Regions from separate parts of the Homo sapiens genome. Here region 1 is linked to region 2. A link is a loop called in an ENCODE intact Hi-C map of the cell type or tissue named here. Cell type or tissue: OCI-LY7. All regions are shown on one strand. Each heading gives the region's core, and the rest is flanking DNA. Links, peaks and the distances in the headings are about the cores only.

The links. Hi-C counts contacts between places; a loop is a spot of excess contacts. Peaks named below come from ENCODE experiments on the same cell type or tissue, not always from the same donor. Only the 100,000 strongest peaks of a DNase experiment are listed, where the experiment ranks them.
Region 1: it touches region 2 in a loop (12-fold over the local background); 1 of 110 quality-filtered maps calls a loop at or near these places.

The regions. Positions count from the first base shown.
Region 1 is chr19:49,131,066-49,136,435 of GRCh38, forward strand. It overlaps PPFIA3 (PPFI scaffold protein A3), which reads left to right. Exons shown (of 30, transcript NM_003660.4): 8 at 1,936-2,082; 9 at 2,172-2,306; 10 at 2,731-2,814; 11 at 2,969-3,100; 12 at 3,574-3,636; 13 at 3,771-3,850; 14 at 4,714-4,858. Among named protein-coding and RNA genes, the nearest start is that of PPFIA3, 14 kb to the left of the region's middle. RefSeq lists an enhancer at 1,565-2,209. In OCI-LY7, for the core only: no CTCF peak of the experiment used is centred there; DNase peaks (open chromatin) are centred at 2,616 and 2,866; H3K4me3 peaks cover 266 bases.
Region 2 is chr19:48,820,381-48,825,750 of GRCh38, forward strand. The region is part of intron 5 of HSD17B14 (hydroxysteroid 17-beta dehydrogenase 14); the gene reads right to left. Among named protein-coding and RNA genes, the nearest start is that of BCAT2, 12 kb to the left of the region's middle. In OCI-LY7, for the core only: no CTCF peak of the experiment used is centred there; no DNase peak of the experiment used is centred there.

The sequences.
Region 1 (5,370 bases), core at 255-5,254, 310 kb after region 2:
GTTTCACTATGTTGGCCAGGCTAGTCTTGAACTCTTGATCCGCCCACCTCGGCCTCCCAAAGTGTTGGGATTACAGTAGTGAGCCACCGCACCCAGCCTCTTTTTTTTTTTTTTTTTTTTTGAGATGGAGTCTAGCTGTGTCGCCCAGGCTGGAGTGCAGTGTCGGGATCTTGGCTCACTGCAACCTCTGCCTCCCAGGTTCAAGCGATTCTCCTGCCTCAGCCTCCCTAGTAGCTGGGACTACAGGTGTGCACCACCACACCTGGCTAATTTTTTTTTTTTTTTTTTTTTGTATCTTCAGTAGAAATGGGGTTTCACTATATTGGCCAGGCTGGTCTCGAACTCCTGACCTCAAGTGATCAGCTCGCCTCGGCCCAAAGTGCTGGGATTACAGGTGTGAGCCACTGCGTCCAGCCTCTAAATGGAATGTTTTGTGGGTATTTCACCCCTTTCTGGCTTAGGCCGCTTTATCCTAATCCCAGTGACCCCAGGGAGCTGCTGGGAAATGTGGACCTGGATTCTTGAAGGCAGTGGATGAGAAAGAAGAGTGAGCACTAGGACTAGCCTGGGCAACATAGCGAGACCCCGTCACTACTTAAAAAAAAAATTAGCCGGGCGTGGTGGTGGGTGCCTTTAGTCCCAGCCACTAGAGAGGCTGAGGCATGCCAGGTGCGGTGGTTCACGCCTGTAATCCCAGCACTTTGGGAGGCCGAGGCGGGCGGATCACGAGGTCAGGAGATCAAGACCATCCTGGCTAACTCAGTGAAACCCCGTCTCCACTAAAAATACAAAAAATTAGCCGGGCGTGATGTCGGGCGCCCGTAGTCCCAGCTACTCGGGAGGCTGAGGCAGGAGAATGGCGTGAACCCGGGAGGCAGAGCTTGCAGTGAGCCGAGATAGTGCCACTGCACTCCAGCCCGGGCAACAGAGCGAGACTCCGTCTCAAAAAAAAAAAAAAAAAAAAAGTTGAGGCATAAGAATCACTTGAGCTTGGGAGGTGGAAGTTGCAGTAAGCCGAGATCCGTACCACTGCACTCCAGCCAGAGTGCTGGTTGCTCATGCCTGTAATCCCAGCACTTTGGGAGACCAAGGCAGGCACATCACCTGAGGTCAGGAGTTCAAGACTAGCCTGGCCAACATCGTGAAACCCCCGTCTCTACTGAAAATACAAAAATTAGCCAGGCATGGCAGCGGGTGCCTGTAATCCCAGCTACTTGAGAGGTTGAGGCAGGAGAATCGTTTGAACCCAGGAGGTGGAGGTTGCAGTGAGCCGAGATCGCACCACTGCACTCTAGCCTGGGTGACGGAGCAAGACTCTCTCTCTCAAAAAAAAAAAAAAAAAAAAAAAAAAAAAAGAAAGAGAGAGAGAGAACCTTCATCTGGGATTTTAAGCCTGGATAGCCGCAGGGGCTATTGGGAAATGTAGCCCCACCACGTGGGCTACCAGATGAGGGTCCATCTCCCATAAGAAGTTGAAGCACTTCTTTTGGGGTTCTAGGCCTCTGGTACCCTGGTAGCTCTTGAGAGGTGTTGCCTTCTAGGTAGAAGGGATCCTTATTTCCCATGAGACCCCAGGACACTTGCTGTTTGATTCTAAGTCTGCTCTATGCCAGAAATTAGTGAGAAATCCAAGGCCTGGGTTTTGAGGAGAGGGCTGGAGTGGAGACTTCACATCCCACAGGCCTCAGATCCTCTGAACCTGGAGGATCTGAGCCTGCAGTGTCCTAGAAGCTCATGGGAGGTGTAGCATCACCATTTTAACTCGCAGGTAGGTGGCAGGGACTTAAGATGGGCTAGTCCTGGGAGCTCTTAGCGGGTGTGACACCACCATTCTGACTCCCATGTCAGGGCACTTTGTTTCCCAGGGAACAAGGGGGTTCCCCGTCCTCTCCCCCAGGGGCTCGCAGTCCACGGGGCCCTTTGCTACCTCCGCAGGCGCTGGCGCAGCGGGAAGATATGGAGGAGCGGATTACAACACTGGAGAAGCGCTACCTGAGCGCCCAGCGGGAGGCCACGTCTCTGCACGACGCCAACGACAAACTGGAGAACGAGTTAGCTAGCAAGGAGTCGTTGTATCGGCAGGTGGGGGCGCGGCCGGGAGGGGCGATGGGGGCGGTGCCGGGGCCCAAGTGACCCAGCCCGTCCCCTCCCCCTGCCTCTCCCTCCCCCAGAGTGAAGAGAAGAGCCGTCAGCTGGCCGAGTGGTTGGACGACGCCAAGCAGAAGCTGCAGCAGACGCTGCAGAAAGCGGAGACCTTGCCCGAGATAGAGGCGCAGCTGGCGCAGCGCGTGGCGGCGCTCAACAAGGTGCGGGGAGGACTCGGGTCGGGGCCTTGCGTGGGGAAGGGGTGGGGCCTAGAGGAGGCGGGGCCGTGAATCTGGAGGGGTAGGAGCGAGGTCAGAACCCCGGATTTGGGGGAAAGGGTGGGGCCTAGGGGCTGGGAAAGGGACAGGACTTGGAATGGGGAGGGCCTGGAGGTTTGCGCGGGGGACGGATGGGAGCGGGGTTCTCTAGCCTGGACTGAAAGGACCGGTGGCCTGGAACCTGAGAGGGAAGGAACAGGTCCTGAAAAAGTGGACTAGGCGCAGGGGCGGGGCCTGACTCAAAGGTGCAGGGGAGGAGCCTGGCGCTGTGGGGGCGGAGCCTGGCGCTCAGCCTTGGAGGAGGTGGGGCTGGGAGCCTGACTGATCCTGGAAGGGTAAGTCACACGCCATGGGTTCCATCTCCTAGGCCGAGGAACGTCATGGGAATTTTGAGGAGCGGCTTCGGCAGCTGGAGGCCCAGCTGGAAGAGAAGAATCAAGAGCTGCAGCGGGTGAGGGGGCGGAAGACTGCACAGAGGGTGGGGCTTCGAGGCTGGGGCGGAGCTTAATAAGGAGGCTGGGCTGGGCCCGGGGGTGGGGCTTAGAGGAAGGGCCGTGGTCTGGGCAGGGTGGGCTTAACAACCCGCCCCGCTCTGCTTTGCGCAGGCCCGGCAGCGGGAGAAGATGAACGATGACCACAATAAGCGGCTGTCCGAGACGGTGGACAAGCTGCTGAGCGAGTCCAACGAGCGCTTACAGCTTCACCTCAAGGAGCGCATGGGGGCGCTGGAGGAGAAGGTGCGCCCCCCATACAGGACTGCGGGACGCGGAATTCCGGGACTACCTCTTGCTGGAATCCTGGGGCCCCAGGCCTTTCCCTCAGATCTGTTATCGGAGGCCTCCCTAAACCCCGGCATCCTGAGTTGGGCAGCCTTCTCTGCTCTATTGCCCAGACCGCTTTTTCACCTATTCTAGACGTTCCAAGAGCCGAATTCTGGGGCACCCATGCCTCGAGTCCTTGACTTTTCCCAAAGCCTCCAACCCCATGGGTCTCCAAACCCTGAACCCTCTGAGATTGCACAGGACGTCGCATCCCGGGGCTTCTCTCCCCAGAAACATCGTTGCCCCTGCTCCCCCGAAACTCACCACTTGTGTCCATCTCATTCCTCCTGGGTCCCCTCAGGCCTGTCTGTGTGCACTGGGAGCTGCCTGCAGCCCCACGGGCGTGGCCCCTCAGGCCTCACTCCCTCACTTCACCTCTGTCTCCACAGAACTCCCTGAGCGAGGAGATAGCCAACATGAAGAAGCTTCAGGATGAGTTGCTGCTAAACAAGGTAGGGGGCCCTGAGGGGACAGGAGGAGGATGTTGGGGCAGTGGTTGCTGAGGCTAGGGTCTGCAAGTCTGGCAGGGGCTGTTCCTCCTGGGCGGAGCAGATTCTAACCCGACACCTCCAACACCGGCCCCCAGGAGCAGCTCTTGGCCGAAATGGAGCGGATGCAGATGGAGATCGACCAGCTGCGGGGGAGGCCACCATCCTCCTACTCCAGGTGACAGCAGCCCTTCTGCCCTGCCCCCACCATGGAGCCCCGTTGGCCAAGCGCCAAGCTCCTCCCTTCTGATCCCCACTTCCTGTCCTCCTGAGACTTCTGACCCCTCTGTTTTTGTTTTTTGTTTGTTTGTTTGTTTGTTTTGAGACAGAGTCTCACTCTGTCGCCCAGGCTGGAATGCAGTGGCACGATTCCGGCTCACTGCAACCTCCACCTCCTGAGTTCAAGCGATTCTCGTGCCTCAGCCTCCCAAGTAGCTGGGACTACAGGCGTGCACCACCACAGCCGGCTAATTTTTGTAGTTTTAGTAGACACGGGGTTTTGCCATGTTGGCCAGGCTGGTCTGGAACCCCAGGCCTCAAGTGATCCTCCCCCCTCGGCCTCCCAAAGTGCTGGGATTACAGGTGTGAGCCACTGTGCTCAGCCCACTCTGGTTTTTTACCCTGACTTTATTTATTTATTTTTTCTTTCTTTTGAGACAGAGTCTCACTCTGCTGCCTGGGCTAGAGTGCAGTGGCATGATCTCAGCTCACTGCAACCTCCGCCTCCCCGGTTCAAGTGATTCTCCTGCCTCAGCCTCTAGAGTGGCAGGGATTACAGGAGCCCACCACCACATCCAGCTAATTTTTTTTATTTTTAGTAGAGACAGGGCTTCACCAGGTTGGCCTGGTCTCAAACTCCTGACCTCAAGTTATCTGCCCACCTCAGCCTCCCAAAGTGCTGGGATTGCAGGCTTGAGCCACCAGGCCTGGCCCCTTGACCTTGACTTCAGGACCCCTGGCCCTAGGTCTGTCTCTGTGACCCTTACCTCTGTGCTCTTTTCCTGACCCCTTGGTCTCTGACTGCTTTCCTCATGCCCACAGGTCTCTCCCTGGCAGTGCCCTGGAGCTCCGTTACTCTCAGGCACCCACTTTACCTTCTGGTGCCCACCTGGATCCCTATGTGGCTGGCAGTGGTCGGGCAGGCAAGAGGGGCCGCTGGTCAGGGGTCAAGGAGGAGCCCTCCAAGGTCAGCAGCTGCCTCTGGGTCCTGGACTGAGCAGGGCTTGGGCGGGCAGCTGTAGGAAGTGGAACTAAATCTGTGGGGCTCCGGGAGGAAGCTGGGTTGAGAGGCAGGATCTCTTGGACTCATCCACTCACCCTTTCTTCTCTCCTTCCCTGCAACCCTCTTGCCTGGATGTCTCCTCCTGTGGATGTCCTGCCACCTGGTGAGAACCTGAGAGTAATCATGGGACAGGGAGGGGTGTGTAGAATCCCAGAGTAGGTGGGGTTAGGTGAGGAACAGGAGCCAGCTGAGTCATGGGAATCAGGGGCGGGGGTGGAGTCATGGGTGTGGGCGTGGCTTGGAGAGGATTTGGGGAGGGATCAAGAACAGGGACCTGTCAAGAGAGGAAGTTGGAGGCCGGGCAGGGTGGCCCATGCCTGTAATCCCAACACTTGCTGGCGCCGAGGCAGGCAGATCACTTGAGGTCAGGAGTTCGACAGCAGCCTTGCCAAAATGGCATCGCTACTAAAAATGCA
Region 2 (5,370 bases), core at 193-5,192:
AACTGCTTGAACCTGGGAGGTGGAGATTGCAGTGAGCCGAGATTGCACCACTGCACTCCAGCCTGGGTGAAAGAGTGAGACACCATCTCCAAAATAAAAGAATGTTGCCTGGCTTGGTCAGTACTTGACTAAATAGAGGACTGAATGGATAGATTTTTTTTTTTTTTGAGATGGAGTCTCGCTCTGTCTTGCCCAGGCTGGAGTGCAGTGGCGCAATCTTGGCTCACTGCTACCTCCGCCTCCCAGGTTCAAGCAATTCTCCTGCCTCAGCCTCCCGAGTAGCTGGGATTACCACCATGCCCGGCTAATTTTTATAATTTTTTAGTATAGACAGGGTTTCGGCCGGGCGCAGTGGCTCACATCTGTAATCCCAGCTCTCAGGGAGGCAGAGGCGGGAGGATAGCTTGAGCCCAGGAGTTCGAGACCTGCCTGGGCAATATGGCGAGACCCCATTCTCCACAAAAAGTAAGAAAAAAAAAGACAAAAATAAAAAAAAATAAATAAGTAGAGACAGGTTTTCACCATATTGGCCAGGCTGGTCTCAAACCCCTGACCTTGTGATCTGCCTGCTTGGGCCTCCCAAAATGCTAGGATTACAGGCGTGAGCCACCCCACCCAGCCAGGATGGATAGATTTTTTTTTTTTTTTTTTTGACAGAGTCTCACTCTGTCACCCAGGCTGGAGTGCAGTGGCGCGATCTCAGCTTACTGCAACCTCTGCCTCCCAGGTTCACTCTATTCTCCCATCTCAGCCTCCTGAGTAGGTGGGACTACAGGCGCCCGCTACCACGCCCAGCTAATTTTTTGTATTTTTTAGTAGAGACGGGGTTTCACCATGTTAGCCAGGATGGTCTCGATCTCCCGACCTCGTGATCCACCCGCCTTGGCCTCCCAAAGTGCTGGGATTACAGGCATGAGCCACCGCGCCTGGCCTCAGAATGGATAGATCTTTAAGGAACAATCCAGCTCTGAGAGACTACAACTGAAACCCCTGTGTTCAACACCTTCTGTGGATCCCTACTGCCCACAAAATATAATTTCCTTGACTATCTAAATATCCTTAATCCCGCCCTTGTTTTCCCTAGCCTAGGGAGTCACAAACTTTGGCTTGTATCAGAATCCACCAGGAAGGCCAAAGACCTGGAGATTCTAATTCAAGGGATCTGGGCAGGGGCCCCAGAATCAACATTTAAAGAGCTTCCAAAGTCACGTGGCTGAGAGAGAAGAGAAAAAAAGAGAGCTTCTATGGGATTTTGATGGTGATGGTGATGATGGTGATGATAGTGATAATGATGATGATGGTGATGATGATAATGGTGGTCATGATGGTGATGGTGAGTATGGTGGTGATGAGGATGGTGATGGTGAGGATGGTGATGAGGATGATGATAAGGATGACGGTGAAGATGCTGATGATCGTAGTGATGATGATGGTGACGGTGATGGTGAAGATGGTGATGATGGTGAGGATGATGATGATAATGATAGTGATGATCATGATGGTGATTTTGGTAATGATGATGGTGATGATGATAATGGTGATGTTGGTGAGGATGGTGACGTGGTAATGATGGTTACGATTGTGGTAATGATGGTGATGATTGTGGTAATGGTGATGATGATGGTGATACTGGTGAGGATGGTGATGGTGGTGATGGTGATGATTGTGGTGATGATGGTGATGATTGTGGTAACAATGGTGATGGTGATGATGGTGGTGATGATGGTGGCAATGATGGTGATGCTGATGTTGATGGTGATGGTGATGATTGTGGTAATGACAGTGTTGATGGTGATGATGGTGGTAATGATGGTGATGATGATGATGGTGAGGTTGGGGATGGTAATGATGGTGGTGATGTTGGTGATGGTAAATTTTAGTAATGACGGTGGTGATGATGATGAGGATGGTGATGGTGGTGATGGTGATGATTGTGGCAATGATGGTGATGGTGATGATGGTGGTGATGATGGTGGCAATGATGGTGATGCTGATGTTGTTGATGGTGATGGTGATGATTGTGGTAATGATGGTGGTGATGATGGTGATGGTAATTGTAGTGATGGTGGTGATGATGGTGAGGATGGTGATGACGGTGGTAATGGTGATGGTGATGATTGTGGTAATGACGATGGTGATGGTGATGACTGTGGTAATGATGGTGGTGATGTTGGTGATGGTAAATTTTAGTAATGACAGTGGTGATGATGATGAGGATGGTGATGGTGATGATTGTGGTAATGATGATGGTGGTGATGGTGATGATGATTGTGGTAATGATGGTGATGATGATGGTGGTGATGATGGTGGCAATGATGGTGATGCTGTCATTGATGGTGATGCTGTCATTGATGGTGATGGTGATGATTGTGGTAATGACAGTGTTGATGGTGATGATGGTGGTAATGATGGTGACGATGATGATGGTGAGGTTGGGGATGGTAATGATGGTGGTGAAGATGGTGTTGATGGTGATGGTGGTGATGGTGAAAATGGTGATGGTGAGGATGACGGTGAGAATGATGGTGAGGGTGGTAACAATGGTAATGATGGTGATGGAAATAACGATGGTGATAATGGCAGCGACACAAGTGTTCACAAGATTCCTTTGCAACAAGTGCATGAACAAGCAGACAAAAGTCTTTGCCCTCAGGGAAAACAAAGGCAATATGCAAATGTTGTCGGGATCCTGGTGTGAACAAATCAGCTGTAATAAAACATTTGGGAACTTCTGGGTGTATTTAAATAGAGTTAAATATGAGATGGTATCAAGACATTTCTGTTAATTGTATTAGGTGATATAATGGTATTTTTGTTATGTAAAAAAGGCCTGAGCCTGGACAAAATGGTGAGACTCTGTCTCTACAAAAAAATAAAAGATTGGCTGGGCGTGGTGGTGCATGTCTGTTGTCCCAGCAACCTGAGAGGCTGAGGTAGGAGGATCACTTGAGCCTAGGAAGTCGGGACTGCAGTGAGCCATGATCATTTCACTGCACTCCAGCCTGGGTGACAGAGCAAGACACTATCTCAAAATAATAATAATAATAATGCTTTATTTTTAGGAGATGCTTACTAACGTGTTTGGAAATGAACTGTCATTGTGTCGTAATATACTTTATAATACTTTGACAAAAAGAAATATATACATTTATGTATATACAGACACATATATATGGTGTACAAAATGTGAATTAATGCTAATACAAATGATGGGCATATAGGTATTTATTATACTACTATATTTTTCTTTTCTTTTTTCTTTCTTTTTTTTTTTGAGACTGAGTCTTGCTCTGTTGCCCAGGCTGGAGTACAGTGGTGCAATTTCAGCCCACTGCAACCTCCACCTCCCTGGGTCCAAGTGATTCTCCTGCCTCAGCCTCCCGAGTAGCTGGGATTACAGGTATGCGCCACCCTGCCCCGCTAATTTTTTTTGTATTTTCAGTAGAGACGTGGTTTCACCATGTTAGCCAGGCTGGTCTTGAACTCCTGACCTCAGGCAATCCGCCCGCCTAGGCCTCCCAAAGTGCTGGGATTACAGGCATGAGCCACTGCATCCGGTCTATTTTTCTTTTTTAAAAATGTTTAACATTGAGGCCAGGCATGGTGGGTCACACCTGTAATCCCAGCACTTTGGGAGGCCGAGGCGGGCAGATCACTTGAGGTCAAGAGTTCAAGACCAGCCTGGCCAACATGGTGAAACCCTGTCTCTCCTAAAAATACAAAAATTAGCCGGGCATGGTGGTACATGTCTGTAGTCCAGCTACTTGGTAGGCTGAGGCAGGAGAATGGCTTGAACCCAGGAAGGCAGAGGTTGCAGTGAGCCAAGATCATGCCATTGCACTCCAGCCTGGGCAACATAGCAAGACCTCCTCTCTACTGAAACTAAAAAAAAAAAAAATTAGTCGGGTGCTGTGGCATGTATCTGTAGTCCCAGCTACTCGGCGGGCTGAGAGGATGAGGTGGGAGGATCCCTTGAGCCCAAGAGTTCAAGGCTGCAGTGAGCTGTGATGGCACCACTGCTCACCAGCTGGGAAGACAAGGAAAGGAGGAAAGAAGGAAAGAAAAAAGGGAGGGAGGGAGGAAGGAAGAAAGAGAGAAAGAAAGAAAGGGCCGGGCGCAGTGGCTCACACCTGTAATCCCAGCACTTTGGGAGGCTGAAGCAGGCGGATCACGAGGTCAGGAGATTGAGATCATCCTGGCCAACATGGTGAAACCCTGCCTCTACTAAAAAAAAAATTAGCCCGGTGTAGTGGTGCGTGCCTGTAATCCCAGCTACTCGGGAGGCTGAGGCAGGAGAATAGCTTGAACCCGGGAGGCAGAGATTGCAGTGAGCTGAGATCGTGTCACTGCATGCCAGCCTGGCGACAGAGCAAGACTCTAAAGAAAGACAAAAAAAAAAAGAAAGAAAGAAAGAAAGAAAAGAAAAGAACAATGGGGAGTTTCAGTACACATGAATTATCTGTACTATTCTAGGAATATTTTGTAAGTCTTAAATTATGTCAAAATAAAAATAAAAAGCATTCTAATACACTGGTGGTATGGTACGCATGAAGTTCCTACTGATAAAATTGTATGATCTGGGCTGGGTGCGGTGGCTCACGCCTCCCAGCACTTTGGGAGGCCGAGGCAGGCGGATCACTTGAGGTCAGGAGTTCCAGACCAGCCTGGCCAACATGATGAAACCTCATCTCTACTAAAAATACAAAAATTAGCCAGGTGTGGTGGCGTGTGCCTGTAGTCCCAGCTATTTGGGAGGGTGAGGCAGGAGAATCACTTGAACCCAGCAGGTGGAGGTTGCCATGAGCTGAGATGGTGCCACTGCACTCCAGCCTGGGCGATAGAGCGAGACTCCGTCGCAAAAAAAAAAAAAAAAAAAATTGTATGATCTGGGTGGTGGTGGGGGGCAGGAGTCAACGGGTAGAGCAAGTTATTCTTGCTTTGTTTTGTTTGAGACAAGTTCTTACTCTGTTGCCCAGGCTGGAATGCAGCGGCACAATCATAGCTCACTACAGCCTCAACCTCCTGGGCTCAAGTGATCCTCCTCAGCCTCTTGAGTAGCTGCGACTACAGATGTGTGCCACCCTATCTGGCTAATTTTGTTTATTTTTGGTTGAGATGGGGTCTGGTGCTATGTTGCCCAGGCTGGTCTTGAGCTCCTGAGCTCAAGTGATTTTCCCACCTCAGCCTCCCGAAGTGCTGAGATTGCAGCATGATAAATATTGATAAGAGTTTCATGGGTATTTAATCTAATCTCATTAAATCCTCAGAACAACTCTGTCACAATTGGCCCCATTTCACAGGTGAGAAAACAGAGGAGCAGAAATGTTGCGTAACTTGCATGACGTTGCAGGTAAGAAGTGGCAGAGAATT